Linked DNA regions of Homo sapiens: regions 1 and 3 are each linked to region 2. The links are chromatin loops, found by intact Hi-C in ENCODE. Cell type or tissue: mammary epithelial cell. All regions are shown on one strand. Links, peaks and the distances in the headings refer to the core of each region. The heading gives the core; the rest is flanking DNA.

Region 1 (7,913 bases), core at 926-5,925, 650 kb after region 2:
CTGTGTGTGCAGATTCTGATTTGTGGAGTTTGCAGAAAGGCAGACTCTAAGAGCATTAAGGTTATTTGAGTCAGGGAAAGAGTTGGGGGTTTGGAGTCTTTTGGCCAAAACTGCCTCTGCCTGCTTCTCCTGTCTGGGAGGTAGCAGCCTTTTTATTGATACAAATGCAAGAGCAGCTGCCTCCATGAATCATCAGATTGCACCCTCCCTTAATTGCTTACTCAACTAAGTGCTTTGCAGACTTTCCCTTCTCAGCTTTGTAACAAGTTAGAAGTCAGGTACTACTATCAATTTCATTTAGAGGAGGAAGCAACTGAAGCATGGCGTGGTGCACGCCACACAGCTAGTAAATGTCTGGCTTATAGTGGCTTTGGTGACAGTGGCTTAGATGGCTGGCCCTGGGTGGCCGTCAGGAGCTCCACTGTCCAGTCCTGACCTTTCTCTTGCCTGGATGTTCTGCAGACCCCTACCTCTACCTGGCTCATCCTTCCTGGAAGCTGTAGTAGAAGCATATATTCCCTGTCTTACAAGGTCAATCACCATTATTATCCCCATTTTACACTCAAAAGCACAGGTTTAAGAGCATTTAAATAACTTGCCCAAAATCCCCTAACCCATAAGTGACAGTGCAGTGAGTTACAACCAGAACTTTCTGGTCCAGAACACAGCTCCCCACCATGGAGCTCATGCTCCGTCTGGCATTGACTGTTCAATTTTTTTCGTTCTAAGCTGGGCATGTTAGACTGTGAAAATCAACTTTTTTCCTCTCTAGGAAATAAGAGGTTACAGAGTTTATTTTTCAGAGCAGTGGAAGTGAAGATAGAAAGGATTTCAAGAAGGCTTCTTTTAGGTGAAGATTAAAGGAAATGTTATAACAAAACTAGGCATGGTTGATCTTGTAAAGTGTATGGCGTTTTCCTTTCACTGTTTAAAAAAAAAAGTCTATGCGATGAGGTGATGTATTTGCCTTTTAGAAATTCGATAAATACGGAAGCTATGCCTTTGTTTCCCATCCCGACTCCCTGGTTTGTGTGTAATACTACAGAGAAAGGTTTCTCCAAGATTTTTATTGGTGGTACCCTTTCTTAATTTAAAGTGTGGATTAGTGGGGAAGAAAAGTATTAATAGCTTGTTAGAGTCAGAAGATAAACCGCTCAGGCAAAGTGTAAATTGATACAATCTTTGTAGAGGACAATATGGCCACATGTATCAACATTTCAGCATTTCACACATACATATTTCTCCACCCAGAAATCTCACTTCTAGCAAAGATATATACAAGGATGCTCATAATAATACAGTTTGTAATGGTGAAAATTAGGAACAACCTAAACATCTAACAATATGGCATTGATCCAATAAAATATGGCACAGCCACCCAGAGAAATACAGCACAGCTTTTAGAAGCAAGGATGGAGAGACTGAGCACAGTGGTTGCTCCCAGGGAGGGGAAGAAATGTACTTTTCATCATCTAAATACTTTTGTGATTTTTTTAAAATAAGTTTTACTTTGAGATAATTGTAGATTCACATGCAGTTGTAAGAAATAATACAGAGAGATCTCTGGTACCCTTTACCCATTGATAGCAGCTTGCAAGACAATAGAAAGCTATCTCAACCAGGCTACTGACACTGATACAGTCAAGATCCAAAACATTCGATCATCACAACTATCCGCCCTGGTTTCCTTTTCTAGCCACCCCACTTCTCTCCCACTCCTGCCCCCTCTTTAGCTGCTGGCAACCACTAATCTGTTTCCCGTTTCTACAATTGTGTCATTTCAAGAATTATATATAAATGGAAAAATACAATATATTACCTTTACAGGATGACTCTTCTCACTCAGTATAATTCTCTGAAGATTCATCAGATTGTTTCATGTATCAATAGATCATAGTTCGTTCCTTTTTATTGTTTTTTCTTTTTTTTTTTTTTTTTTTTTTTTTTTGAGACAGGATCTCACTCTGTCACCCAGGCTGAAGTGCAGTGGAGAGATCTCAGCTCACTGCAACCTCCGCCTCCTGGGCTCAGGTGATCTTCCCACCTCAATGTCCCGAGAGCTGGGACTACAGATGCATGCCATCACACCTGGCTAATCTTTTCTTTTTTCTTTTCTTTTTTTTTTTTTAGTAGAGACAGGATTTCACCATGTTGTCCAGGCTGGTCTTGAACTCTCCTGGGCTCAAGTGATCCACCTGCCTCAGCCTCCAGAGTGCTGGGATTACATGCATGAGCCACTTTATTGCATTCTTTTTGCATCATTGTCAACAAATTAGCTGGGCATACTCGTAGAGCTCTCTTTCTGGGTTCTCTATTCATGTGCATGTACTATCAAAAATTAATTTTAAAACTATATTGATGATATACAGCTATACTTATTAATATGAAAAAATGCCAACATATTGAGTAGAAAAAATATTACAAGAGGGTTATTTGGTATATTCTAATTTTTGTAAAACTTTTTTTTTTTTTTGAGATGGAGTCTCGCACTGTCATCTAGGCTGGAGTGCAGTGGCACGATCTCGGCTCACTAGAACCCCCACCTCCTGGGTTCAAGCAATTCTTCTGCTTCAGCCTCTCAAGTAGCTGGGATTACAGGTGTGTGCCATCACGCCTGGCTAGTTTTGTTTTTTGTATTTTTAGTAGAGATGGGGTTTCGCCATGTTGGCCAGGCTGGTCTCGAACTCCTGACCTCAGGTGATCCACCCTCCTCGGGCTCCCAAAGTGCTGGGATTACAGGCGTGAGCCCACCACGCCTGGCCAAACCTTTTTTTTTTTTTTTTTAAGAATGTGCCTTGTGCATATACATGGGGTCCACTCATAGCAAAGAACTTAAAATAGCATTTTACAAGCTGCAATCCCAGGGGTTCCCATGGAAGATTCTGAGGGGCTCACTGATTTGGGCAAAGCTGAACTCTGTGCCTTTACTTTGCTGATGTGTGATGCTCAATGAGAAGAATGCGGCTCTTCCCGGGATCTTTTGACTAAGGGATTCCCCACGTTTTCCCCCTAAGGAGCATTTCTCAGGGCTAGTGTTCCAGGGAGCGTACTCTGGGAAACTGGTCTGAAAGCCTCTCTGCCAAAATGTTAACAGTGGTTATCACAGAACTGTGGGATTCGGAGTGGTTTTTACTTTCTCCTTCTAACTTTTTCTGTTAACCGAAAAAAATCGATAACAATATTATTCAATACAAACACTAAAAAGCACCAGGTGCGATGGCCCATGCCTGTAATCCCAGCACTTTGGGAGGCCAACCCGGGTGGATGGCTTGAATCCAGGAGTTCGAGACCAGCCTGGGCAACATGCTGAAACCTTGTCTCTACAAAAAATACAAAAATTAGCCAGGTGTGGTGACATGCACCTGTAGACAGGAGGATCACTTGAGCCCCAGAGTTCGAGTCCAGCCTGGGCAATATAGGAAGACCCCATCTCTAAAAAACAAACAAAGAACTAACACAGTAACAAGTATTACTGTGACAAGGTGAGGGTGGTTGGGGGGGGGGGCGGCCACAAGGTGCCAGTGGCATAGGAGCAGGAAAAAAAGCCCAGGAAAGAATCTCCAGGAGGAAGGGAGAAGCAGAAAACACACAGCACCTGCAGTTCATTCACAGCAGCCGGAGCGAGGAGGTGGGGAGCCGAAAGCCACGCAGGGCTCCACAGCGCCACCATGTGACAGCAAAAGCTGACATCACAGCACTCAGTAAGACCTCACTGTACTGCAGCAGGGCCCTGGGGAGGAAGAGCTGGTCCTAATGCCACCCACATCGGGGCTGGTGGGTGAGGAAGAGGGGATGTGAAGTCACCTGTAAGGCTGGTGGTGGTTACATCCTGGAGACTTTGAAGAGTCGATTTTTTATTAAGTCCGCGTGTAGAAGAGACCTTGCTAGTTATATCCACAGACCACTCTTTTTTTTTTTTTTTTTTGAGACAGGGTCTTGCTGTCTCCCAGGCTGGAGGACAGTGGCACAATCATGGCTCATTGCAGCCTCGACTTCCTGGGCTCAGATGATCCTCCCACCACAGCTTCCCAAGTAGCTGGGACTACAGGCGCACGCCACAACACCTGGCTAGTTTTTTGTATTTTTAGTAGAAAAGGGGTTTCACCATGTTGCCCAGGCTGGTCTCGAACTCCTGGGCTCAAGCAATCCTCCCGCCTTGGCCTCCCAAAGTGCTGGGATTACAGGCGTGAGCCACTGTGCCCAGCCCACTCTCTTGTGAATTTCTCATTTATTTATTTATACCCTCCTTGTTCTGGGAGAAGACAAACAATTAAGCATGTCTCACAAGTGCTCATAAAAATAAGACAAGAGAGTATAAAATTAAAAGCAGTTGGCAGAAGAGAGAAGAACAAGGCTGGGTGCCAACCGGAGCCAGCAACCAGGCGTCTTCTCAGCCCCTCCTCGCTATCCAGGTGAGCAAGAGGCCTTGTTGTTCTGGAATTCCCAGTGGTGGGGGCAGGGGGAGGAACAAAGCAGGAGCTGGAGTCAGCAGGCAGCCCCCCGGCCAGGTGCGTCTAGAACAGGCTCTCACAAGCATGGAGAGAATGCATATTTAACACTGAAAAGTCCAGACGGCCCCAGGCTTCCATTGATGGCTCTCAGGCTGAGGAATCGCTGTTGAGACAGAGCTGAGATTTCCCAGCATTGAGATTTGTGTGATTTAAGGGACCAGGGTTCTGGGGGGAGGAGACATTGCAGAGGTAAAAAGCCAGTCCTCGGCCGGGTGTGGTGGCTCACGCCTGTTATCCCAGCACTTTGGGAGGCCGAGGTGGGAGGATCATGAGGTCAGGAATTTGAGACCAGGCTGGCCAACATGGTGAAACCCCGTCTCTACTAAAAATACAAAAAATTAGCCAGGTGTGGTGGCCGTTGCCTGTAATCCCAGCTACTTGGGAGGCTGAGGCAGGAGAATCACTTGAACCCAGGAGGCGGAGGTTGCAGTGAGCCAAGATCGCGCCACTGCACTCCAGCCTGGGTGACAGAGCGAGACTCCATCTCAAAGAACAAAACAAAACAAAAGCCAGTCCTCAGAAGTTGGCTTTCCCTCACATCCATTAGGATGGCTATTATAAAACAGCAGAAAATAGGCTGGGTGCAGTGGCTCACGCCTGTAATCCCAGAACTTCAGGAGGCTGAGGTGGGTAGATGACTGGAGGTCAGGAGTTTGAGACCAGCCTGGCCAACATGGTGAAACCCTGTCTCTCCTAAAAATACAAAAAATTAGCCGGGCGTAGGGGCCGTTGCCTGTAATCCCAGCTACTTGGGAGGCTGAGGCAGGAGAATCACTTGAACCCAGGAGGCGGAGGTTGCAGTGAGCCAAGATCGCACTGCTGCACTCCAGGCTGGGCGACAGTGCAAGACTCCATCTCAAAAAACACAAAACTAAACTAAACAAAACAAAACAAAACAAAACAAAAGCCAGTTCTCAGAAGTCGGCTTTCCCTCACATCCATTAGGATGGCTATTATAAAACAGCAGAAAATAGGCTGGGCGCGGTGGCTCACGCCTGTAATCCCAGCACTTCGGGAGGCTGAGGTGGGTAGATCACTGGAGGTCAGGAGCTTGAGACCAGTCTGGCCAATATGGTGAAACCCCATCCCTACTAAAAATGCAAAAAATAGCTGGGCGTGGTGGCACATGCCTGTAGTCCCAGCTACTCAGGAGGCTGAAGCAGGAAAATCATTCGAACCCAGGAGGCAAAGGTTGTAGTGAGCTGAGATCATGCCACTGCACTCCAGCCTGGGCAACAGGGCAAGACTCTGTCTCATAAAAAAAAAAAAAAAAAAGAAAAAAAAAAGAAAAGAAAGTGTTGATGAGGATGTGGAGAAAATGAAATCCTGATGCACTGTTGATGGAAATGTAAATTGATGCAGCCGCTGAGAAAACAGTACTGTGGTATCTGAAATAATTAAAAATAGAATAATCTGCCAGACGTGGTGGCTCATGCCTGTAATCTCATCACTCTGGGAGGCCAAGGTGGAAGGATCACCTGAGCCCAGGAGGCTGAGACCCAGCCTGGGCAACATACTCCAGCCCGGGCAACATAACGAAATTTTTAAATTTAAAAAATTTTAAAGTTAGCTGGGTGTAGTGGCACATGCCTATAGTCAGTCCTAGCTACTCAGGAGGCTGAGACAGGAGGATCGCTTGAGCCTAGAAGGTTGAGGTTACAGTGAGCCAGGATCATGCCACTGCATTCCAGCCTGAGCAACAGAGTGAGACCCTGCCTCAATACATTAATTAATTAAGGTCGGGCACAGTGGCTCACACCTGTAATCCCAGCCCTTTGGGAGGCTGAGGTGGGTGGACCACCTGAGGTCAGGAGTTCAAGACCAGCCTGACCAACATGGCGAAACCCCATCTCCACTCAATACAAAAAATTAGCCAGGTGTGGTGGTGCCTGTAATCCCAGCTACTTGGGAGGCCGAGGCAGGAAAATCGCTTGAACCCAGTTGGCGGAGGTTGCGGTGAGCTGAGATTGTGCCATTGCACTCCAGTCTGGGCAACAAGAGTGAAACTCCGTCTCAAAAAACAAATTAATTAATTAAAAATAGAATTATCATACGATCCAGTAATTCTACTTCTGTGTATATACCCAAAAGAATTGAAAGTAAAGTTTCAAAGAGATATTTATACACCCATATTCATAACAGCATTATTTACAGTAGCCAAAAGCCGAGTGTCCAAATAGATAAACAAAATGTGGTCCATTCATCCATACAAAGGAATATTATTCAGCCTTGAAAAGGGAGTGGCACTGTGACGCATGCTGCAGCACAGGAGAACCTTGAGGATGTGTGTTAAGTGAAATAAGCCAGTCACAAAAGGACAAATACTGGATGATTCCACTGATATGAGGTGCTAGAATAGTCAAATTGGTAGACACAGGATATAGAATGTAGGTTGCCAGGAGCTGGGGAAGGGGAAAATGGGGAGTCAGTGTTTCATGGGGACAGAGTTACAGTTTAAGATGATGAAAACATTCTGGAGATGGATGGTGGTGATGGTTGCATAACAATGTGAGTGTGCTTAATGCCACTGGAGGGCACACTTAAAAATGGCTAAGATAGCTGGGCCCAGCGGCACGTGTCTGTAATCCCAGCTATTCTGGAGGCTGAGCCAGGAGGATCACTTGAGCCCAGGAGTTTGAGGCTGCAGTGAACCATGATCACACCACTGGGTGACAGAGGGAGACCCTGCCTCTTCAAAAAAAACAAAGGGTTAAGATAGTAAATTTTACGTTATGTGTATTTTACCACAATGTAAATTTTTTTATTATTAAAAAAAGTAGTTGATTTTCAAAAGGATGCCTCAGCCAGGTGCAGTGGCTTACGCCTGTAATCCCAACACTCTGGGAGGCCTAGGTGGGTGGATCACAAGGTCAGGAGATTGAGACCATCCTGGCTAACATGGTGAAACCCCGTCTCTACTAAAAATACAAAAAATTAGCTGGGCGTGGTGGCAGGTGCCTGTAGTCTGAGCTACTCAGGAGGCTGAGGCAGGAGAATGGCATGAACCAGGGAGGTGGAGCGTGCAGTGAGCCGAGATCATGCCACTGCACTCCACTCCAGTCTGGGTGACAGAGCGAGATGCTGTCTCAAAAAAAAAAAAAAAAAAAGGACGCCTCATGCTGAGAACTGTGGGCCTAGCAGCTGCCACAGGGGGTGTGAGTGGGAGGGGAAGCCTGGGTTTCCAGGGATACTAGACCCCTGAAACACGGATGTCCAAGAAGATACTGTTTTGTTTTGTTTTGTTTTGTTTTGTTTTGTTTTGTTTCTGAGACAGAGTCTTGCTCTGTCACCCAGGCTGGAGTGCAGTGGCGTGATCAGCGCTTACTGCAGCCTTGACCTTCTGTGCTCACGAGACCCTCCTGCCTCAGCTTCCCAAGTAGCTAGGACCACAGGTATGTGCCA
Region 2 (7,913 bases), core at 1,868-6,867:
CTGTGGGAAACCACAGCAGCACCCATTGCAGCCTTACCCCATGTCAGGCGCTGTCCCGAGGTCCCGCAGAAATTACCCTATTCAATCTTCCCAATCAGTCCCTTTAGTGGTGCCATTATCATCCCACTGTGAGGATGGGGAAACCGAGGCTGAGAGAGGCGACGCGACCTGCATGGGGGTCCAGGCCTGTCTGGACCAGAGCTGGAGCTTCCCACGCTGCGCTCGGACCCCGGGCCGCGGGGCCAGGGCGCTGCGGGTGGGGACCCCCGGCGGCGCAGGTGCCCGGAGCCGGCGACAGCGAAAGCGCGGTGGGCGTGGGGTGCTCACCTTGACGATGAGAGGGTTCTGAAACATGGAGTCCCGCACGACCCCCAGCCGCTCGTTCTCCATGCCGGAACGGATGTCCGCCACGGTCAGGGGCCGCCGCGGGGGCGGGCAGACCTGGCTGACCGTGCGGCGCACAGGCTGCTGCTGCTTCCTCCATCGCGTGAGGTCCGGGCCGGAGCTCCTGGCCTCTGGCATCCTTGAGGTCGCCGGGGAGCCGGCCCGCGGGCTGGTTTGGGCGCGCTTCCCCACGTCGGGCACAGCCTGGAGCTCCGAAGGGCCTGCCGGGCGGCCCGGGCCGCACCACCGGGATCCTGAGGGGGAAACTCAGATGCCAGGACCCCTCCGGAGCCAGGCGCGCCCCGCTCGCGCCGGCCCCTCATCGCAAAGAGCCCCGGAGCAATGCAGGAGCCCCGCGGGATCCTCAGGGCGTCTCCTGGGCCCCGCGTTGCAGACTGGGAGAGGAAAGAAAACCAAGACCACCCCTGGAGGACGAATGCAACGGCCCGTCTCCTTGGCGACGGGACGCCAACAGAGCCCGGCTCGGCTTGTACTTTTCTTTCAAGAAACTCTTGGTGGCTACCAGTGTGGACTTGTTTGGAGTTTTCCTGAATCGATACAGGAGAACCGAGAATCTCCAGTGGGTTGCGTTCAAAGCGGCGTGGCTCATAGAGGGTCATTTACATTTGTCTTCCAAGTCGAAGACTCCATCCTCTGCTCACCCCCATTCCACTCACAACCCCTCCCCACCTCTGCTCTTTGCGCCACACACACACCTGAGACAGAGCACTAAATGCATTCCAAGCCTGATGCTGATGCTGACCCACTGGGAGGACTCGGGCAAGTCACCCTCTTGGATCCTAAGGGCTTTTTTTCTTTTTTTCCTGTGAGATGGGTGACAAGGAAACGCTAGAGTTGGATTACATCAATGGTTCCCAAATTTAAGCAACAGAATGAAGGGAAATTGAAAAATACAGATTTGGGCTGGGCTTGGCTGCTCACCCATGTAATCCCATTGCTTTGGGAAGCCTAGGAGGGAGGATGGCCTGAGCCCAGGAGTTTGAGACCAGCATGGGCAACATGGTGAGGTCTCATCTCTACCAAAAATTAAAAAAATTACCCAGGTGTGCTGGCACACACCTGTGGTCCCAGCTATGGGGGAGGCTGAGGCAGGAGGATCACTTGAGGAGGTTGAGACTACAATGAGCCGTGTTTCGGCAACTACATTCCAGTCTGGATGACAGAATGAGACCATGTGCCAAAAAAAGAAAAACGAAGATTCACAGGACTCACCCCAGACTCACTAAATCAGAATATCTGGAAATGGCATCTGAGGCTCTCCTTTTTTTTTTTTTTTTAAGAGACGGAGTCTTGCTCTGATAATGACATGAGCCACCTCACCAGGCCAGATGCTGCATTTTTAAAAATCCCCTTACCCACCCACCCACAACTTGGTGAAAAAGTTCAAACCTACAGAAAAGTTGAAAGTCGAAAGAAGAATACAATGAAAATACATATAGGCTTCACCTAGATTCGGTTAGATTTTGAAGGGAAGGGGAGGGTTAAAGAAAGAGTGGCGGCTCTACAGCAAATTCAGGCTTTATGTCCAGCATGAGACCTACAGAGGTGGGAGACCAGCTTAATGCCAGTGCCTACCGCTGCTTACAGGCTGGAGAAATTATAGGCCTGGGCGGGGAGGGGCCCGGTGGGTATGGCCTGCTGCCCGGGAAGATGTTGATAAGGTATTCCCATGATGAGGCAGTTTGGCCCTTGTTCTGGTGGAACGTGATGTTCCTGTCACTTTCTCCCAGCAGAATATGATAAGAGGCAGGCTGTTTCTCACTGCCTGAACCCCCGTGGAATGTTTCACTTTAAGCAAGGTCTGCAAAATGGCAGGGGGCTTACAAAATGGTGCAGTTTGGACTAACAGATTCACCCGTCCCCAGCACTGGTCACATTTTCTTGCTCTCTCTCTGTGAGCATGCACATACACACATTACAGAATCACCTGAAAAATATCTGTCAACACCATATTTAACCCTAAGTACGTCATCATGTAGCAAGGACATTCCCATGTGTAACTACAATGTCATTATCATGTCCGAAGATTTTAATGTGATACAATAGTGTTTAATATAAAATCCATTGCAAAGTTGAGACTCTGCATTTGAAAAAAAAAAAAAAAAGCTTCCCAGGTGATTGGTGCAGTTGGAGGAGGATTGGAAACCACTATTGGAGTTTTCCTGAATCGATACTGGATGATATCTAATCTCTCCTCTAGTGCCAGCCTTTTGTGGGTTCATTCATGCATCACTAGCACCACAAGGCTCTGGGTAAGTGGGGTCACCACAGAACACGTGACACCAATGACGGACCTGGACTTCAAGGCCTTCCATATCAACAGTGGACAACACCACATTTACAGACTTCTCCAGACGGAGCTCCAACTGCACGTCCACATCCCAGAGCAGCCCTTGCATGGCAACATGAGTACATACATAGGCTCATCGTTTCTCCAACCTGCTTCCCTTCCAGACTTTCACGGAAGCATAGTTTGTGCATTTTTTAATCAAAGCCACTTGGCAGATCACATAGAAGTCAGGTGGAACAGTGAGGGGCAAGATAGTGGAGTAGTAGAAAGAGCATAGGTCTGATTTCTGGCTGGCCCATTTAAGTCACCTTGGACAAGTTACTGTAAACCCAGGTTTCTCATCCACAAGGTGGGGCTAATAATACCTCATTACAAGGATTAAGTGAGAAAACTTGTTGCCTATATCGTATATGTTCACTATCCAAAAAGGTTAAACGTTTGGTTGGTAAATATAATGGCCTCGAATTGATGGCCAGGTTAAAGCTGCCCTTTTGGCTAAGTCTCTTCAGGACTCTGTTGAAATGGGAAGACTGGGATAGATCTCCAAAGCTCCTGCTAACTCTAAACTTCTGAGACTTCATCCAAGCTTAACATCCATCAGCCTCTGCACCAGATAGCCCCTGCAGACCTCTGACTTCCTCTCCCACCCCCTCCCCTGCATTCACATGCATTCACTTAGGCTGGGCGTGTGCGACCTGTCTGTCACCCTGTGGGTTCACTGTGTGGATTCACTCTGTGCTCCAGCTGCTCTGGCCTTGTCCCAGGTCCTCCAGCAACCAAGTTCAGGACTTTTGCACTCACTTCCAGCCTGGAACACTCTTCTGCCTAGATTTTTTGCCTGCCCTTTCCATTTAGAACTCAGTTCAAATGTCACCTCCTCAGTGAGCCCTCTCTTACATCTAAAGTAGCACCCACCGTCCCCTAGTCACTCTCCATCACGTCACCCTGTTTTATTTTCCTTACAAGATAATCTGAAATTATCTTAGTTGATTTGTCATCTGTCTTCCCAAGTTGTTCCTGGAGTTCACCAAAAACTGGAATAAATGGAATGCACGCATGCATTAGTACGTCAATGGAGGGGGATTCTGTCCTACTTTCTTCGTTTCAGGAGCACTCTCTACCCCACCTGACGTCTAAAGGACCCAGAAGGAAAATGGGTAGGCAAATGTGCGCGCCTCCAAGGCCTAGCGGCAGCCGTGTTACCATGGCAGCGTGACGCCGAGGGGGCCGGAAGGCGACGCACTACTACTTCCGCTTCCTCAACAGCAGCACTTCCGGGTTGGGAGAAAGGTGGCGGCGCTTTCGGAGGGTAAGTTGAAAGCGCCTTTGTTGTTTCTGTTTTTCAAAATGCGCGCGTAAAAACTCAGCGTGGGGTGGTGGGTTTCCCCGTCTTCTGGGAGACCCGCCTTTTGGCCTGAGGTCTCCAGGCCGCGGTCTTTGCCCCAGGCCTTATCTCGGGGAAACTGAGGCTTGGGTGTTTTTTTTTTTTTTTTTTAAAGATGGAGTTTTGCTCTTGTCGCCCAGGCTGGAGTGCGGTGGCGCGATCTCGGCTCACTGCAACCTCCGCTTCCTGGGTTCAAGCGATTCTCCTGCCTCAGCCTCCCGAGTAGCTGGGATTATAGGCGCCCGCCACCAAGCCTAGCTAATTTTTGTATTTTTAGTAGAGACAGGGTTTCACCATGTTGGCCAGGCTGGTCTCGAACTCCTGACTTCAGGTGATCCACCCGCCTCGGCCTCTCAAAGTGCTGGGATGACAAGCGTGAGCCACCGCGCCCGGCCGCGGCTTGGGTCTTTGGGAGTGAGAAGATGCAGAATTCACATCTGGTTAGTTCCTCCAGTCTCAGCCCTGGAGCGCCCACCCGGGAGCAGAGCGGGGTCTCTCTCGCACCCCAAAGGCGGTGAGAGAATCCGGGACCAGGTTTGGGCACGTACCTGCAGAGCGGGAAGTGTATGTTCTGAGTAAGGGGGGATAAATGCATATCCGTTCTCAATATGTATCGAGCACTGACTGGGGAGCCATTTGGGAGCAAGATGGCCAGGATTCCAGCCCTCAAGAAGCCGATCATATTATAACTGCCAAAAGTGCAATGGGGAGCAGCTGGTTGTTGGGAAACACTGTTAACCAGAAAGATGAGACCGGCTAAGGAGTTAGAGAGGTCCTCTTGAGAAAGTGGCTTTCATACTTGGACCAGTTAAAGGGCAGAAAGGTAATGCGGAGGAAGAGCTTTCCTGATGGAATGGGCTGTTTTTGCAAAGTTCCTGAGACGAAAAGGAAGGTAGTGTATTCTAGGAACTGAAAACAGCAGGGTTTCTGAAACCTAGAGAGAAGTGAGAGGTAGAGAGGTGGGCATGGACTTACCTCTGTCCATCTCTAGGCTAGATTATGAAGAAATGAAGACTCTTGCAGGTCTGTGAGGATTTTGACTTTATCTTAAGAATAACAGGGGAACCCTAAAAAGTTTTTAGCAGGGAGAGACTATATATTTAGAAGGTTGTACTGGGCTCCAGAGACCAGAGAGCAGCCTAGGAAGTATTTACAAAAAAGAAGGAAAGGAACTGATGGAAGGGGAAATGTTATTTAAAGAAATCAAGGCCGGGCGCTGTGGCTTACGCCTGTAATCCCAGCGCTTTGAGAGGCCGAGGCAGGTGGGTCACCTGAGGTCAGGAGTTCAAGACCAGCCTGGCCAACATGGCGAAACCCCGTCTCTACTAAAAATACAAAGATTAGCCAGGCTTGGTGGCTTGCGCCTGTAATCCCAGCTACTACTCCGGAGGCTGAGGCAGGAGAATCGCTTGAACCCGGGAGGCGGAGGTTGCAGTGAGCCGAGATCGTGCCACTGCACTCCAGCCTGGGTGACAGAACGAGATTCTGTCTCCAAAAAAAGAAAAAGAAAAAAAGAAAAGAAAAGAAATCAGCCAGTGGGTGGCTCACGCCTGTAATCCCAGCACTTTGGGAGGCCGAGGCGGTTGGATCACAAGGTCAGGAGATCGAGACCATCCTGGCTAACACGGTGAAACTCCGTCTCTACTAAAAAATACAAAAAAATTAGCCTGGCGTCGTGGCGGGCACCTGTAGTCCCAGCTACTCGGGAGGCTGAGGCAGGAGAATGGCGTGAACCCGGGAGGCAGAGCTTGCAGTGAGCTGAGATCACGCCACTGCACTCCAGCCTGGGCGACAGAGCAAGACTCCGTCTCAAAAAAAAAAGAAAAAAAAGAAATAATCGGCTTTGCTCTGTTTGTGATTTATTAAGAGGTCCTAAAAGATGGGCCTGAAAAGTGTCTGTTGAAATTTGTGGCTTTAAGAACAAAGGCACTCTTGCTGGAACGGTCTCAGTGGAGTAGTGGGGTGGGAGCTACCAGGATGTGGGTTAATAAGTGGATGAAAGGTGAGGTAATGGAAAGAGTGATTTCTCTTTCAGGAAATGTTGCTGTGAAGGGGAAGAAAGAGAACAGCTGGATGAGACTTTAGGGTTAAACGACAGTTGCATTTTTTTTTTAAGTTAGAGGAGATTAAATATTGTTGGCATTTTGCTAGAAAACGCAGGCTGAAGATACAGGAGAGAGATGAGAGAGAAGATACGGAGAGACCACCATCTCTCTGAGAAGGCAGGAGAGGGTTGGGAGCCAGCACACATTTTCCTTCCTATAACGGAAGGAAATAGCCTTTGACAGAAGGGACACTTCCTTTGTTGCAGCGAGACAGAGAGAGAGAGGATGTGGCAGTGCAAGTAGGTGTGTTAGACTTGGGGGAGTAACATATTCCTTGTCTAATACAGCTGATATTTACTACCCCGGATAAATTAGGTAGCTTCTGTAGAAAATGTGCTTAGCATTGAGACTTTAAAGACCGCTGATATAGAGAGAGCTCCAGGATCTATGTTGTTAGGTGAAAATAGCAAATGCAGATCACAATATATAGATGTTAACCTTCTGTGTAAAAAAGGAGAGGAAATATGAAGATCATTTTTATTTTTGTACGACGTAAATGTGTCATTTAGCCAAAGATAAATCTAAAAAAATGAAACCCAGAAGCAATACAGAGCAAAGAGAACAATAAGACATGTTTGCAAAATTATATTTTTAATCATCTCTTTTGGAAAGTGCATTTATATTTCTGTATTTTAATTCCAAGTGCACACACCCTGTATGTGAGTATTAACGTTAGTGGCTTGTGAAATTTATTCCAGTGTATCGCAGAACGTCCGCTCTTTGTTGGACACTAACAAGGCATATCCAACTTCTTTCACAAAGAGGCCAACTTCTGGTTTGAGGTCAGTGGATACCTGATATCCCCACTGCGAAGCCCTTTTGTGGATCCTGCACTCGAATGGAGTCTAATGGCTTCTCCATGGTACAAACACAGAGGGGAACAAGACAGATAAACCATCTTTTTCTTCCTTGTTTTCTTTTTTCTTTGTCTTTTTTTTTTAAAGCAGAGAAGACAGCCTGTAAATGACTAAATAAATGTTTCTTTTTTAAATATGAAAGTATATTACTTGGGAATCAGGCCAAGCCCAAGGAATCAGGGAAAACTTTTTGAAGAACTGATCTTCAAACCAAGCTCTGAAGGATGGCAGGAGGCAAGGAGGGTGGGGAGGCTGTGGAGAGAATTTCATGGAGAGCTGGGGGGGAAAGGTTATGGCACGTTTGAGGAAGCAAAACAAGCTGCTTTTGGCTTAAACGCAGAGTTGGAAAGACGAGTTCAGAGGTGAGGCTGTGGGGGACAGGGGCCTTATGGTGCAAGGCACTGTTGTTCTCTGTTAACTCTTTTTTTCTCTATCATAAAGGCAGTGGGACCAGACAGAGAGAATTCCAGTGAGCCACCTGTGTATCTAGAATAATCTGAAATTTGTAATCATGACTACAGGCTTGTCATTTGTCATACAATTTCATTTTGCTGTGATTTTTTCCGCTGAGGCTATGTTTAAAATGCAAAAATAGGCCAGGCACGGTGGCTGACGCCTGTAATCCCAGCACTTTGGGAGGCTGGAGTGGGCGGATCATGAGGTCAGGAGATCGAGACCATCCTGGCTAACACAGTGAAACCCCATCTCTACTGAAAATACAAAAACAAAATTAGCTGGGCGTGCTGGTGGGTGCCTGTAGTCCCAGCTATTCGGGAGGCTGAGGCGGGAAAATGGCATGAGCCCAGGAGGCGGAGCTTGCAGTGAGCCGAGATCGCGCCACTGCACTCCAGCCTGGGCGACAGAGTGAGACT
Region 3 (7,913 bases), core at 926-5,925, 230 kb before region 2:
GGAATGATAGACTTAAAGAGTCATCAAGGTAACAGTACAGACAAGGGCCATCAGTAAATGCTAAAAGCCTTGGGTGAAAGGTTTTAGGAAACAGGACCATGCTATTCGCATGGTCTCAAAGTGTAACTCCCCAGCTACTTACTCATTACGAAGGAGAAAGTCACCTTCTCAACAGAGGGACCCATACAGGACAGACTGCCCCAGTGTGTTTCCCGACATGGAACCATGGGAAGCACACACCACCCTGAGGTTGTTTGTGCCAGAAAGCCTAACCGCAACCTTACCATGAGGAAGCAGTTAGACAAATCCAGTTGTCCGATGTCCTCAGGAACATTTTGATGTTCTTAAAAAATGACAGACATCGAAAAACTAAGTAAGTCAATCAAAGGCAGGGGTGTGGTTCCAAACTAAGGAAGTCTACAGAGACACAACGGAGTGCGTGACCTACCATCTGATCCTAGTTTAGGAAAGAAAAACAACTGTAAGAGGCATCTTAAGGCGTGGTGGCTCTTGCCTGTAATCCCAACGCTTTGGGAGGCTGGGATGGGGGGATCGCTTGAGCCCAGGAGTTTAAGACCAGCCTGGGCAGAAAGAGTCTAGATTAGCTGGGTGTGGCGGAACTTACCTCTGGTCGTCCAGCTACTCAGGAGGTCGAGGCCAGAGCATCACTTGAACCCAGGAGGTTGAGGCTGCAGTGAGCAGTGATTGTGCCACTGCACTCCAGCCTGGGCAGCAGAATGAGACCCCATCTTTAAAAAAAAAAAAAAAAAAAAAAAACATCTTAGGTACAGTTGGAGAATTTGAATATGGACTGTTTATTAGAAAATGCTATTCAGCATTAAATTTCTGAGGTGTGATAATGGTGGTGTGGTTATGTAGATCAGTGTCCTTTTACTTAGGAGGTATGTGTTAAAGTATTTAGGGTTAAATTGTCATGATGTTTGCAACCTACTTTCAGATGGTTCAGAAAAATGTGCTTGCATATGTGTGTGTGTGCGTGGGCATGCGTAGATAGAACACAGATGGGCCAAAGACTGGTGGTGGCAGAATCTAGGTAAAGGAGTTACATCTGTATCTCCTTCATCTAGATTGTACTAGTCTTTTAACTTTTCTGTAGGTTTAAATTTTTCTAAATAAAAATTGTAGGGGAAATGATAAGAATTCATTGTTAAAGCCAAACACAAAGAGAAAAGTAAAAATCCCCCTAGATCCCTCTGTCCAGAGATAACCACAGTTGGTGGTTTTGTGAGCCTCTATCATGGTATTGGTTCTCCATCTGCCTATTTAATGTGTTTTGGGTGTCGTTACTCCTCCTTTATTTAACTTTTTTGTTGAAGAAACCAGATCATTTGTCTTTTAGAATACCCTACATTCAGGATTTGGCTAATTGTGTCCTCACGGTGTTCAACATGTTCCTCTTTCCCATACTTCCTGTAAACTAGTAGTTGGATCTAGAGACTTGATTAGATTTAGGTTCTAGGTTTCAGGTTTTATTTTGTTTGGCGAGAATATGTCATAAGTGATACTCTGTGTTTCCTATAGTGACAGCTGTTTATCTTTTTAAATTATGCCAATACACTTCGGTCTGAGTCAAAAGTATCAAAGTTCATTAAAGGAAGTGTAGCTTCCATCTTTATCCTGTCCTTCCTCTTCTTTTCCTCCCCTGGCGATAACTGTTTTTTTAAGCTTTGGGGGTTCTTCCCACCATTATTTCCTACTGAAATATGAGCAAATATGTTTGTATTTTCCCAACTTCTTACACAAGCATACTAGACACACTCAAAATATATCCTAGAGTCTCCATATCCGTATATAGAAATCTTTGTTCTTTTTATAGCTGTATAGTACTCTGTTATATGAGATATTGCTGTATTTTATTGAACCTGTCTTCTGCTGGTTGACAGTTTTTTTCTAGATCTACAAATTATATATAGTGCTGAAATGAATGGCCTCATGCCTATATCATTTTGTATTTTTGTCAGTGTATCTTTTTTTGTGTGGACTTTTAGAAGTGATACTGCTCTGGGTCAAGAGCAAATGCACATGTAATTTTGCTAGATACTACCCAATTCCCTGCCATAGGGATTCCCACCAGCAGCATATGAGGGACATGGGATCATTTTTGATGGTGGAATGCGGTATAATATAATATGGCCTTGAAAAAGCAAAGCAGACCTGGATTCGAGGATTATTTCCACTTCCCAGCTGTGTGTCCCCGAACAAAATACTTTATCTCTCTTAACTTTGGTTTTGTCATCTGTCAGATGGGGGTAATAGTTGTTTTGAGGATTAGTCAAGATAACGCAGGTAAAGGTCTCAGCGCAGTGTGTGGTGGGTAGTAAGTGTTCAGTAAATGTTGGCTGGGACACTCTTGTTACGACTGTTATTCTTGAAGAATGAATGCTGAGTACAGATGTATGCTAAAGTCAGGGAAATTCCCACTTTCTGGTCTGCTAGAATGGTGAGAGACTAGAGAGAGTAGAGAATTTTTGCTCTTTGGGTGGTGACTAGTTGAAAAGATACATAAAATTAAAAAATAAATCTCCATTGCTTTTATAGTTTTTCAGCTATCTAGCTAAATCTTTGAAGCGATTAATGGGCTTGGCCTGTATTCTAATCCAGCTACCTGAAGAGATGGGGGTAGGGGGTTACTAGATCCTTGCTGCTCTCTGAGGCCAGAAAGCAAAATCCTAAGTAAATACTTTGCACTTCACTCCCACAGCGAATGCCTTGAGGGGAGATGTTCCAGAACACACCTCAAGGCCAGCTTGTTAGGCGTTGCTCATGGTTGTGGGCGGGGGGTGATAATCCATGAATGTGTTCCTCAAGTGGTTTTTCAGATAAAATGTAAATCAATAAAACATGCTAGAAGAGTTCAGAGTTCTTTACATTACACAACTGATAATTACTGTTTAAGTTCCTAGGCTAACCTGTGGATTCTTTTAGCAAAGGGTGTTGTGACTCCCTCATCAATGGGTTCTGTAGAATTTGCCCCTAAATCAGAATTTTTAACCACAAGAGGACTGCAGTAGGTCCCTGAGCCCCCTGAAGTTGTATGCAGGACTGTGTGTGTGTGTGTGTGTGTGTGTGTGTGTGTGTGTGTGTGTGTGTGTGTGTGTGTACACGTACTGGGCATATACGTGTATGCCCGAATGTGCATGTACTGTGGGCGGGTGAACTCTCAGAGTTTGCATTAAATTATCAAACATATCCAGGACCCCAGAAAGGTTCAGAAACTCAGTGTTAAACCATATTCTTTTCTTTGTTAAAGGATGTTGCAGCTCGGGGCTTAGATCTCCCTCAAGTCACGTGGATTGTTCAGGTAATTTTTTAGTTGTTAAGGTGTAAGCTTTAGGCAGGAATATATGATCATGAGTAGATGCATTGGCTTTAAGTAGAATAATTATTATTATCCTCTTGGGTGTTGCCCTGGTAACCAGGCAGCAAACCAGCCTTATCTGTTCAATTCCCCTGACATCTTTCCTTAACCCAGCCCACCTCACCACTGCAGCAAAACAGCCAGAATGTGCGTTCACGAGAGGGAGGTGGCAGGCTCTCCTGCTTCTAGACTAATTCGTGTCACAAACCAAAATTTCAACAACCTGAAAATAATGGGAATTACCTCGGTCCCTGGGAGGCCTCATTGTGTCCAGAAGGAGATGGCTCAGCTGTCCGAGAGCCGTGTCCGTGTACGTTGACCTGCAGGGAGCAATTAAGTTCCTGACAGCATCTTACACATACCTCTAGCCTTAGACGCTTTGCCAGAGGGTACAGGTGTTAGCACTAGAGTCTGGTGGTTTTAGTTTTGTTTTTTCTTTTCATTAGTCTACAGAATGGTATTTTTAAGCCCTTTTGTGTCGGGGCTGGGGGACATGCCCTGTTGACGTGAGTCATGGTTTATTCACATTTTAGTGGGATTGCATGCCTGTCACTGGCCAGGATGTCTGATCTGCTCACTGCAGATGATCACTTTAGAACTGGAGGCATTGTGTCTTCTTTCCTGCTGGCCACAGAGTGAACTGAAGATAAGGCAATGACAATTTTAATGTATGGGAGGCCAGACATACAGAATTGATCATTTAGAGCTTATATTGTGAATATTGATTCATTTAATATGCCTAGCCTCCCATACATTATATTGACCTTGGCCCTCATCTCTCTGATATGTGTAGCATCAAAGGGAAAACATAGGGAAGAATGAGTGGATGGTCAATTAGCTTTAATGATGACAAAGTTATTGCCAAAGAAAACATACAATGCTTTGCATTATCCATTGTAATGAGTGATAGAGTCTGCTCTTTTCTCTGAGTTGGCAGTGCTCTCCGTGCAAGCAGAAGCATGTCCCTACCTGCAGGGAACCTGCCCCTCACCTGCCCGCATTCTGTAGAATGGCCGTCATTCTGAAGGACTGAGTGGGGCTGCTGCAGGCTGGTGGGGACCAGCTCCTGGGGCCTGCTCCTGGTGGCCTGGCATCAGAGGTAGACCCTGCCCACAGAGCAGGGAGCCCCTTCATCCTTACACCCTCCAGTGTCCTCTGGACACCTCACCCTGTGGCCTTGTCTACCAAGGAAGTAGGCCAAGGTCATGTGGTCATCCTGGAGAAATTTACCCCCACCTGCCTACATTTTCACCTCATCCAGTCACCACAGTGAAAAGATGCAAATAAGAAAATGAAGAGACCTGTGGAGAAGTAAAATTAAAAAGGAGATACTGGGATGAGAAGACGTCTCGTTTATCGGAAACTTGGCCACTGTTCACATTTGCTTGTCGGAGCCTTGTTATTTCCAATGAAGCCAGGAGTTTCAGGGTTGGGTGACTTCTCCTTGTGATTGTGTTAGGGTAACCATAGCACCAGGATTTAATTCTTGGGATACCTGGAGGCAGGTGAGGAGTATTGCACTTCCAATTAATGGCAGTCCCTTGATCTATGAATGCCTTCATTTTTGTTACCCTTTTTAGTACAACGCTCCATCTTCACCTGCAGAATACATCCACCGGATTGGAAGAACCGCCCGGATTGGCTGCCATGGGAGCAGCCTGCTCATTTTGGCTCCTTCGGAGGCAGAATATGTCAACTCGTTGGCTTCTCACAAAATCAAGTGAGTCAGAAACCTGAATGGGGTTTCGGCTGGTCTCACCTAATTAACTTTCTGTCGCTTTTTACAGTGAATGGGCCTTGTAAGCTGACGAAGAGCCATTAACCCTTGTGATCCCTAAATGAGTCCCAGAATAGCCAGTGGCAAAAACTAAAACCTTTAATATCCTCAGCACATGACAGTTTTCATTGCGTTGCCAGACTAAGTCATAGGACGATGTGTTGTACTTGGTTTTCTTTTAGAGAGCTGCGTTTCGTTTCTCCTGCTGCAAGATAAGTGTGCACCATCTTCGCAGCTTCTGAAAGGACTCTTATTCACAACTTTTATTTCTTGCAATTAATGGTTTGTATCTTCAAAGTTGATTTGTCTTTTAAAGAAATAATGCTTTTTACTCATCACACAATTTCCCTCCCCCAGGAAGATGAACCCAGGGGAAATGATTTTGAGGCAGTTGAAATCCACACTACACTCACAGCCAGGACATTCAGCTGCCATCTTGTGTGTCACAGTTCAGCACCTCATACCTCTGCGTAAAGCCCTGGATTCTAGACTTGGTGTGCCATGAGCACACAGCCCAGCTCGCTGTAAATGGGATAGTCTTATTTCTTTTTCCTTGCCCAGCCCTGTGTTTTATGTAAAACATCAAATAAAACTGCAACACTTTTCTCCCCTAAAGTACAGTGCTAGAAAAAAGCACTACGTTCTTCATTGGAATGAAAACATCCTAGCAGGCAGCCTGGGGGCCTGTTGTGGGGTGCAGCCCACTCAGTTGCAGGAGCCGTGTGTGGCTGTCCCCACCACACCTGCCCCGTCTCCCATCCGCAGAACTCTGCCTCTCATGCTAGTAAGACTTTTCAAAACTCTTTCAAGGTTGTTAGTGTGAACACTTACGGACTGAGGCTCATTCAGAAAACATGCTGTGTGTCCTTCAGTGTTGGGGGAGGCAGGAAACTACTCCTGGTTGTAATGTCAGGGGGCCAAAATAATAGTTTGGGTTTTCCTTTCTTCAGTGTGTTCTTTATCTTAACACAATCTGTCAGTTGAAAGAGTGGTTTTTATTTGTTAAGGAAGATGTGCATATTGTATCTTATTAGTGAAAGAAGTCTCATATAGATCAGTCAGTCACTTTTCACCCAGCGCTGCTTCTCCGGCTGAGTTCTGAGCTCCCTCAGCTGGAGGCTGGCTGGCCTCTCTTTGCTGCCCTTTCAGCATCGAGGCTGACACCCACCAGGGCGGGTGTACCAGGAACCCTGGGGAAGGTAAAATGCAAGCCCGCTGGCGCAGCCAGTTTCCTTTTCCTCCCTGACCCTGTTCTCACAGGCTGGGAGCCCGTCATAATGCTGCTGGTGGCTGCTTTTCTCTGTCATAGGAATTTGTGTACATGCAGAAAGCATCTTCAGAATTTTGTGTTGTAACCCCACAATAGAAAATGTAGTCACCACACCATAACAGCCTGTCAGTCGCTTCACACTTCTTTTCCTCTTCCTTCCATTCTAGAGCTACAAATTCCATTTTCCCATTCCTTCCTGGCCGCAGCTCTCTGGATGTTCCCCCATGCTCGTTCACTTTAACATGACCTCTTCCTAAGAAAAATGAGTGACAGCAGTTGCAGAGCCCAATGATAATTGTCTAATGCCAGAGTTAACAGCAGAGGTGCCTCTCTCTGCTCTCTTCATTTTTCTCTAATAACACATTCAAGTAGATTGCTATGAAGGGCTCAGATATAAAGCTAAAATTGAGAAGGGAAAACAGTGATTAGCAAAGGCACGAAGTATTAGGGAGTCAGGTATATTTTAAAGACATAACAAATACCATCATCTGCTGTGATGATCTTGTCTGGAAAAAATAGTGTGCCCGCATTTACGTGACTCCCTTTTTAATCCCGCATTAGAAAGGAGACAACTCAGTGATAACGCCACCTCTTCTGAAAGGAGGAAGTAGGTCTTTTGGGGAGGAACTCTGCAGGGTGGTGGAAGAGCATTTGCGTGAGGAGGGAGGGTCCTTGCATGAGCCCCACTTCACTGGCGTCGGCTCTGAAAACTCACTTGTGAGGGGCCTGGGCCTGGACTGCTGCTGCCTCGTGGGTGCACTGTAATCAACTTAAACAGACATCAGAATCTGGGTTATTACGTTGCAGTCATGCATTGTTCTTCCCAATTTCTGTTTGAGGAAAGGCCCTACATTGGCTGTATCTATACATGAACTGTTTCTTTGACTTAATGCAAAACAGCAACAACGACAACAACAAAACCCCTATTAACTAGTTGCAAAGTGCGCAGTGGGAAGAAGCAGACTGGAAAGTTTCTAGAATCCAAAAGGTCGACTCCTAAATATTTTTTGAGGAGGAAGCATGTGCATGTTTCGTGCCTGAGAACATGAGAGCCAGGCAGAGGGGCGTTGGGAGGGCTGAGGCACCACAGGGCAGATTGGAGAAGGCAGGCCGAGGCTCTCGGCAGCAAGGGCCAGCACGACAAATGGCTGCCCGCCTTCCTAGATCGAGCACTGCGGTGCTCGCCCTAGCAGTTGAATGGAGCAGACAGGGCAAGAGACAGGTTCCTGGGCCATTGCCACCTCTGTCTAGATGCTCAGAACTTTGCTTCTGCATTCTTTTGACTTCTTTGTATTTGTCAACTTCTTAACTTTTTTCTGCCTCCCCTTTAAATGTGTTTCTAATGAAAATCATCATTGGTTTATTAAAATGTAAATGCTTCATCAAAATGTGTATTTCTTAGATCAGGCATAAGACAGTTCCCTGAATTTATTTATTTATCCATCTCGTTTCATACTAAGGTGAGGTGATTCAGATCTGTTGATGGA

What was found. A loop is a pair of places that touch in the nucleus more often than their neighbours do. Peaks named below come from ENCODE experiments on the same cell type or tissue, not always from the same donor. Only the 100,000 strongest peaks of a DNase experiment are listed, where the experiment ranks them.
Region 1: it touches region 2 in a loop (9-fold over the local background); 3 of 110 quality-filtered maps call a loop at or near these places.
Region 3: a loop joins it to region 2, with 4 times the contacts of the local background. A loop is called at or near these places in 2 of 110 quality-filtered maps.

The regions. Positions count from the first base shown.
Region 1 is chr9:131,751,541-131,759,453 of GRCh38, reverse strand. No RefSeq gene overlaps it. Among named protein-coding and RNA genes, the nearest start is that of RAPGEF1, 15 kb to the right of the region's middle. RefSeq lists an enhancer at 3,752-4,359. In mammary epithelial cell, for the core only: a CTCF peak has its summit at 3,665 (motif pointing left); a DNase peak (open chromatin) is centred at 3,673.
Region 2 is chr9:132,402,881-132,410,793 of GRCh38, reverse strand. TTF1 (transcription termination factor 1) reads left to right here and starts at 3,954. Exons shown (of 11, transcript NM_007344.4): 1 at 3,954-4,004. CFAP77 (cilia and flagella associated protein 77) reads right to left here and starts at 583. Exons shown (of 6, transcript NM_001282957.2): 1 at 328-583. The coding sequence starts at 522. LOC105376304 (a long non-coding RNA gene) reads right to left here and starts at 153. Exons shown (of 3, transcript XR_930405.2): 1 at 1-153. In mammary epithelial cell, for the core only: no CTCF peak of the experiment used is centred there; a DNase peak (open chromatin) is centred at 3,943; H3K4me3 peaks cover 1,388 bases; H3K27ac peaks cover 944 bases.
Region 3 is chr9:132,627,450-132,635,362 of GRCh38, reverse strand. It overlaps DDX31 (DEAD-box helicase 31), which reads left to right. Exons shown (of 20, transcript NM_022779.9): 15 at 3,272-3,322; 16 at 4,960-5,099. Among named protein-coding and RNA genes, the nearest start is that of DDX31, 39 kb to the left of the region's middle. In mammary epithelial cell, for the core only: a CTCF peak has its summit at 4,007; DNase peaks (open chromatin) are centred at 3,792 and 4,332; H3K27ac peaks cover 2,676 bases.